2 separate regions of the Homo sapiens genome follow, and region 1 is linked to region 2. Evidence: chromatin contacts called from ENCODE Hi-C or POLR2A ChIA-PET data. All regions are on one chromosome and are shown on one strand. Each heading gives the region's core, a stretch centred on a gene start or an enhancer-like site at or near the end of the contact. The rest is flanking DNA. Distances are from core to core; before and after follow the strand shown. Region 1 overlaps MACF1 (microtubule actin crosslinking factor 1). Region 2 holds the start of INPP5B (inositol polyphosphate-5-phosphatase B).

The links. Hi-C counts contacts between places; a loop is a spot of excess contacts on that map. ChIA-PET counts read pairs that join two places held with the same protein, here RNA polymerase II (POLR2A).
Region 1: a loop to region 2 is called in a map of sciatic nerve, with 12 times the contacts of the local background. The contact joins the enhancer-like site here to the promoter of INPP5B in region 2. A Hi-C loop is called at or near these places in 1 of 168 maps with a recorded cell type or tissue (sciatic nerve). POLR2A ChIA-PET finds 5 or more read pairs at or near these places in 1 of 52 experiments (MCF 10A).

What each region holds. Positions count from the first base shown.
Region 1 is chr1:39,367,835-39,371,678 of GRCh38, forward strand. It overlaps MACF1 (microtubule actin crosslinking factor 1), which reads left to right. Exons shown (of 101, transcript NM_001394062.1): 50 at 314-480; 51 at 2,196-2,352. Among named protein-coding and RNA genes, the nearest start is that of BMP8A, 120 kb to the right of the region's middle. Within about 2 kb of position 1,862, at least 2 of the 41 ENCODE cell types and tissues checked have a DNase peak (open chromatin) inside an H3K27ac peak, as active enhancers do.
Region 2 is chr1:37,945,666-37,949,192 of GRCh38, forward strand. It overlaps INPP5B (inositol polyphosphate-5-phosphatase B), which reads right to left and starts at 1,388. Exons shown (of 24, transcript NM_005540.3): 1 at 1,325-1,388; 2 at 587-669; 3 at 91-185. The coding sequence starts at 643. It also overlaps a transcript of LOC105378651 not described here. RefSeq lists enhancers at 1,210-1,739, 1,317-1,556, 2,946-3,527.

The DNA.
Region 1 (3,844 bases), core at 612-3,111, 1.4 Mb after region 2:
TGGCAGGAGACTGTAATCCCAGCTGCTCGAGATGCTGAGGCAGGAGAATCGCTTGAACCCAGGAGGCGGAAGTTGCAGTGAGCCAAGATACCGCCATTGTACTCCAGCCTGGATGACAGGAGTAAAACTCTGTCTCAAAAGGAAAAAAAAAAAAAAAAATGTTTGTTTGTTTTTTTTAAACTTTTCACTGAGTTGCATATTTATTGTTTTGATCTAGCATTTGACCTGGCAAGCATACCTCTTTCCTTATTCCTTTTTAGAGTATATTTATAAGGATTAGAGGATTTAATACATTTCCTTGTTTGCTTGACAGGAGCTCAATTTGGAAATGGAAGACCAACAGGAGAACCTAGATACTCTTGAGCACCTGGTCACTGAACTGAGCTCTTGTGGCTTTGCGCTGGACTTGTGCCAGCATCAGGACAGGGTACAGAATCTAAGAAAAGACTTCACAGAGCTACAGAAGACAGTTAAAGAGAGGTGAGTTATCACTTGTGTTGGTCAGCATTGGGGAACTATTTTTTCTTGTTATGGAGTGAAATGATCTTTTCTCTTTTCTTCCTTTACCAGAACAGATGGCATCTAAAATTCTACTACTGAGTTGTAGGAGGGTGAAAAGTGCCTTTTTTTAGGCAAAGCTACCTCATCTACTTGATGCTTAGTGGTTTTTCTTTTCTTTTTTTTTGAGACTGAGTATCACTCTGTCACCCAGGCTGGAGTGCAGTGGTGCCATCTTGGCTCACTACAACCTCCATCTCTTGGGTTCAAGCAATTCTTCTACCTCAGCTTCCTGAGTGGCTGGGATTACAGGCGCCCACCACCATGCTCAGCTAATTTTTGCATTTTTAGTAGAGACGGGGTTTCCCTACACTGGCCAGGCTGGTCTCGAACTCCTGACCTCAGGTGATCGACCTGCCTCCGCCTCCCAAAGTGCTGGGATTACAGGCATGAGCCACTGCACCCAGCCACTTAGTGGTTTTTCTAATAGTAACTAATAGAAAGTAGGGATGAGTTCCCTCTCTTTGTGATCAGAAGCCTAGGCCACTTGGACCAAACAGAACAAATTTGAGGCAGCAAGTAAGATTACAGAATAATTTTGAAAGAAGAGAAAAATTGGAAGAGACTTCCTAGACATAATTAAGGGTGATGTTGGCAGTCCCCTGGCTTTTTTTTTTTTTTTTTTTTAAAGATATGGGGTCTTGCTATGTTGACCAGGCTACTTGTGAACTCCTGGCCTCATCGATCCTACTGCCTTGGCCTCCCAAAGTGCTGGGATTACAGGTGTGAACCACTATGCCCAGACCCCCTGCTTGTTTTGACCACATTTAAGTTGCTATTTTAGAAGAGTATCTGGATTCTTCTTTCAAGGCAAACAAGGGAATATATGACAAGGCTGGCTGATTTTGGTCCCTGTTGAAAAGCCATGATTCCTCACTGGACAGCCTCACATAGATTTAAGAGCATGAACAAGACTTCTTATCTAAGTTTAGCGATAAATATGATCTTGATTTAGCAGATAACTGCCTTAGTGATTAGAAGAAAAGAGTTGCTCAAACCAACATTATTAGCAGCAGGTTATCTAATGGAGAGGATGGGGACAAAGGTCAAGAAAGCTTTTGTTTTTCTTCCCCTATGCTGAGGGCCTTTTTACTGTATGAGGAATCAGGATTTCTGGATTGACATCTGTCTGATAGATATGGCCATTTCCAAAACTTTCCTTTTGATTTAGTTTATTCATTGGCATCATTAATCTAGAACTAATCACCTAACTTCTGTGAGCCTCAGTTTCGGCACCTTCCTTGCTAAAGCAATCAGCACTTGAATTGGTCCTTGAAAGAGTCAAATAGCTAAAATGTAGCAGGGCCGGAATTGAGATCCAAAGCCTGCATTCTTTCCATTGTATCACAGTACCTAAATAGCAGCCTCCCTTTAGTTTTTCTCACTTTCACTTTAGCCTAGAGTAAGATTGAAGACCTCTTTCCCCAGAAATGTCCAAACAAGGGCAATATATTCCTGAGTTTGGTACGCTTCAATGTTATATGCGGTTGTTCAGCCAAACCTGCTATGGAAAAGATTATGAGAAAGAAAGGCCATGTTAGGTAACTGATGTCTGGAGTCACAGAATGAACTACTCTTAGCTCAAGTTGACTTTATAAAACTTAGTCTGGCAAGTAACAAAACTGCTTCATTGACAGAGAGAAAGATGCATCATCTTGCCAGGAACAGTTGGATGAATTCCGGAAGCTGGTCAGGACCTTCCAGAAATGGTTGAAAGAAACTGAAGGGAGTATTCCACCTACGGAAACTTCTATGAGTGCTAAAGAGTTAGAAAAGCAGATTGAACACCTGAAGGTAGGTGAACAAAGGGACTCCAAGAATTGGGCTAGGCACTGGTTTGAATACTTGTATTAACTGGTCTCCAGCTGTGGTGGGGAAATGTATGAGAAATCCAAGTTGTCAGTCTGCATCAGAACAGAAATTCCTACGTTTTCTTCATATGATAACCATCTACCCATACAGTCCTTGAGAAGCATACACTCTCTTTGTATGTTTGAGAATTAGACAAATATATTTGAGCAAGTAACCAGATAATATGATCAGGAAATTGAGGATAGAAGAACTAGTACTACTTCAGCTAGTAAAGGAAAAGCTAGAATCAGATGGTTGGAAGGTACCTTCAAGGATGGGACCAACCTTCCTCCCATTCCCTGCAAAATCCCTTCTGTACTGTCTTTGATCCGTAATTATCCAGCCTCTGCTTACACCTCTAACCTATGTCTTCCTTTTGTTGAAATAAGCCAAATATGCCTCTGACTAACTGTCATGCACTTATCCTTATTTTCTCAGTAAAGCATACTTCATCCTGAGCAGATGAAAGAAAAGCGTTTGATTGCTTTCACAGAGTGAGTGCCAGGAGCATTTGCTGTTGGGAATTCCCTAGGACAGAGCTTTCCCAACATTTTTGTTTCACAGTGCCCATGGTGTTTTAAGAAATTTGTCATGGCACCTCAAGGCCAAAAAAAACAGAAACAAAAAAAAACTCCTAATACTTCTACTTGCTAAGAAGTTAGGTCCAAACAACTTAGTAGTTGTTCATATGGTGTTCAACAGATGTCACTGTATTTTCCTCAAAAATGTAAAATATTCTGTGAGTAAAGCCATAGTTTGGGGACTGTGGCTCTTTGGAATCAAGAGTGATTAATGGCCAGGCGCAGTGGCTCAACGCCTGTAATACCAGCACTTTAGGAGGCCGAGGCGGGTGGATCACAAGGTCGGGAGTTCAAGATCAGCCTGGCCAAGATGGTGAAACCCCATCTCTACGAAAAATACAAAAATTAGCTGGACGTGGTGGCAGGTGCCTGTAATCCCAGCTACTCAAGAGGGTGAGGCAGAGAATTGCTTGAACTTGGGAGGTGGAGGTTGCAGTGAGCTGAGATGGTGCCACTGCACTCCAGCCTGGGTGATAGAGAGTGAGACTCTGTCTCAAAAAAAAAAAAAAAAAAAAAGAGTGATTAATTAAAGAACTGACAAGCAGTGACCAAGGGTCAGTTTGAAATTAGGCAATATGAGTAGAGCTCTGTGCCTTTCTCTGCAGCTTAAAGTCAAAAGCAAACTAAGTAGATTGTCAGGGATATTCAGTATGGAGGAGGGCAATGAAGGCTAGAATGGTGTCCTTTCTCTGAAAGGAGTAAAATCCTACAACTATGGCAGGAGACATCTTGGAGACTTAACGTGATGTGGTATTTTTGTCTTAGAGCAAATGCCATTGTTTCCTGACGGATTTCTGTGGTAGTTGGATCTTTGATTTCAAACCCAATATAAAGTTTCCTTAATAAATGCAAAG
Region 2 (3,527 bases), core at 138-2,637:
GCCCTGGAGGGACAGTTGAAGTTCAGCTGGAGGGTGCAGTGATGAACAACCCCATGGCCCAGACAGGTGGGGACCAAGCCCCTCACTCACGCGTGTTCCTGGCCGCCGTGCTCCAGGCGGTAGCGCACGAGTCCCAGGAGGCGGCTCTGCCGGCTGTCCCCCTCACACAGCACACCTTGCACCGCCTGCGGCTCAGAGTCAAGGGAAGACAACCCAGAGGCGAGGCCTCTCCCCACCCAGGCTGTCCCACCTTCCCTCTGTTCCCCTGCCCCCCCAGATTCACTGTGTGGCCTTGGGTGAGCACTCAAACCATGTGCTGAACTAACAGACAAACAGGCTCTCTAAGCCTTCCTTATCTATGAAATGAGGATAATAATCCCCAACTTCATAGGGAGTTAGGAGGATAACTGCGTATTTAAAGCATTTGGCTGAGAGTCCAGGACTCAGTAAGTACTTAGTAAATACTGATTTCCTTCTCCCCTGATGGTTCAGAGGGGCAGGAGAGGGGATAGACACCTCGACACCTTCCATTCCTCTTCCCAAGGCCAGGGCAGGCTCAGGGCCGCAGTTAGCACAGGAAGGATATGATGACGCAGTATTCCCCCTCAGCCAGCGTCTCCTGGATTGCCACAGACTGGTCCATGCTGGCCCCTGCTGAGCGCACACACCCTGTGGGAGGGGAGATAGGAGCCCCGCTTTGGTCAACAAGTTACGCATGGGGTGGTGGAGCTGCCTCAGAGGGGTTGGGGGCAGGAGGGAGGGGCCTTTGCAGAGGGAGATGGTACCGGGGAGGCCTGATCCTCCTCCTCCTCCTCTTTGTCCTCCCTAGAATAGGCCTTTCAGTTTTTAGGGATAGGGGTCCAGTCCCTTTGCCCCGCTGGGATCTACAGTTTGCTATACTGCCTTTGTCTGGGAGGGCATCCAGTTGCTCTTGAGTGTGGTCTATCCTTGTTGGAAGTGGGGTACGTGGATTGGAGAAGGGGACCTAGTCCCTTTGCTCCTAGGACATGGCTCTTCCTCTCTTTTGGGGACAGTTTTTGTTCTGCTAGCGCCTCTCTGGGAGGTGTCAGTGGTGTGTCCATGTGGGGTTCAGGGAACATCCCCTTACTGTCATTCAGGAGGGTCCCATTCCTCTTTCCTTGGAGACAGGAAGTGTCCCATTGCTGCTTGCCCTTCACCCCCGCCCCAGCAGGCCCATTGCATCAGCTGCAGGCCGGGGGTTGGGGGGTGTCCCAGCCCTCAGCTTGCCCACTCCCTCCTGCCCAGCCCTGCCCTGGCTTTCCTGCTCTGCTCCCACCCACAGCTCCCTGACATTGTCACCTACCTCCTGAGCTGTCACCACAGGGCGCACGGGACTCCGCTGCCCCAGGTTCCGGGACAGTGACTACATTTCCCAACAGCCCCTGCGCCACATGGTGGTCAGTCAGCCTGCAAGTCCCAGCATGCCCGAGTCAATCGTGGGGTGGGGAGTCTCTCCATCCGTGTTAACCCCTTAGGCCCTGGGGTACACTGGGCTTCCTATACCAGAAAGGTTTTCTAATGATTGCCCTCACTCCCATCCCCAGCCCTCTAGGTCATGGGGCCAGAGCTTCCCACCCAGAAGGAAGATGGTCACATTTTATCTTAGGGGAAGAATATAATGCATTTTTATTTTCTCCTTAGTTCCATCCTCAGCTCTTCTCACTCCAGGGTAGACAACCCGGACCTCTACTGAAACTCTTCCCCTAAAATAACTACCTTCTCCTGGTTTAATGGAGGGAGAACCAGACTATGAAGAACCATTATGTCCATTTTCCAGGTGGAGAAACTGAGCCTTGGATAGGTTAAGCAGTTTGACATTAAGTCCTGCAGCTAGCAGGTGGCAACACTGGGACTCCACTGAAAGTCTGACTGCAACTCCTGGGCCATTTATACCGCTACACACTGCCCTATTTCCTCCCTTAGCCCCACCCAGCCCTCCTGCCACACAGGGCTGTTTGAGGCTACTGGGTGTGAACGCACTTTATAAAGGGTATGACACTGTTCCTGTCCGGCAACGTCCTTCCCCTGATCCGCCTGGCTTTGTGACCTTGGCCAAGACCTTTCTTCCCTTGGGACTCAATTTCCCCATCTAAGATAAGGAGGTTACCCAAGATGGACAAAAAGAGCCAGCACAGGGACTGGGCACAGTGGCTCATGTCTGTAATCCCGGCACTTTGGAAGGCCAAGGAGGGAGGATCGCTTGAGGCCAGGAGTTTGAGACCCCATCTCTAAAAAAAAATTTTTTTAAATTTAGCCGGGTATGGTGGTGCATGCCTGTAGTCCCAGCTACTTGGGAGGCTGAGGTGGGAGGATTGCTTGAGCCCAGGAGTTCAAGGCTGCAGTGAGCTGTGATTGCTCACCCAGCTCAGATAAGGAATGCTAGGATCATTCTCACTTGGCCTATTGGCTGTTTAATTAAGCTGTAAGCTCCCGTTGGACAGGACTATGCCTTTTCATCAACATACCAGCAGTTTCTGGCACACAGTTATCTATGGAGTTAGTGAATTACTTTCTGAACTATTTTAATAAATACACCTTCTCTCAAGCTTTGGCCCAAACTGAAGGAATGGGCCTTCAGTGCTGGGGAGGGGGTGACTGTTGTGACTTGTGAACAGTTTCCCTTCCTCTTTCCCCAAGTGAAGTGGCCATCCTAATGACCAGTTCAACTTTGCATATGTAAACCCCTTCCAGAAACAGTCGTTGCCTTCTTCTCAATCCATTTCTTTTCCTGGAAACATCCACAGCACAAATGGAGCTCAAGTTTATTTGAATTCAGTGTCTAAGTCATGTGGACGATGAGGGGAAAGGGGATTGACTCAGACCCTTAGGATCAAGGGGTGGGGTCACTGCAGGGAAGCAGAGGAACCCCAATTCCAGCCCTGCTCTAGTGTCAAAGCCTGGCGAGGAGGGTCTGGGCAAAGTAGATGGGGCTGTGTGCTTTTTATGATGAAGAAACTGTCCCTGCAGGATTTGGGGGTCCTCCCACTGGGTGGGGGTCAGGCAGGAGGTTTTCTGTTTTTCCAGACAAACCCTATCCTCTCCCTGAGATTAGGGCTGAGGGCCTGCCCCCTTGGGGGGTTCCATGGTCAGGCCTAGGCCCTAGAAGGGGAGAAGTGAGGAGCCTTAAGCCCAGAGCTGTGGGCTTGATAAAGGCCTTTTACTAAAGATGCAACTACAGGAATCAGAGCTGGAGGGGGACCTGAAGGCTTGTAGATCCTACAGGGTCTTCTTGACTGCTGCTCCCAGATTCTGCTGGGCCCAGCTAGGGGAGCAGGAATAGGAGCAGAGCAGAGTGGAGGAGAAGTAGCATAGCCACAGCCAGGGCCCAGTGCAGGGGGTTTCTGGTGGCCCCAGGAGCTGCCTGGTTGAAGTGAAGTTTCCCATCCAGCTGAAGGCAGCTGCCTGAGGTTGAGGCTTGACAGCACTCCTGGTAGCAGGGTGGGGCCACAGCCCCATGACACTGGGAGGTCCCTGCTTCACAGGCCTGGCTGCAGCCTGCAATGTAA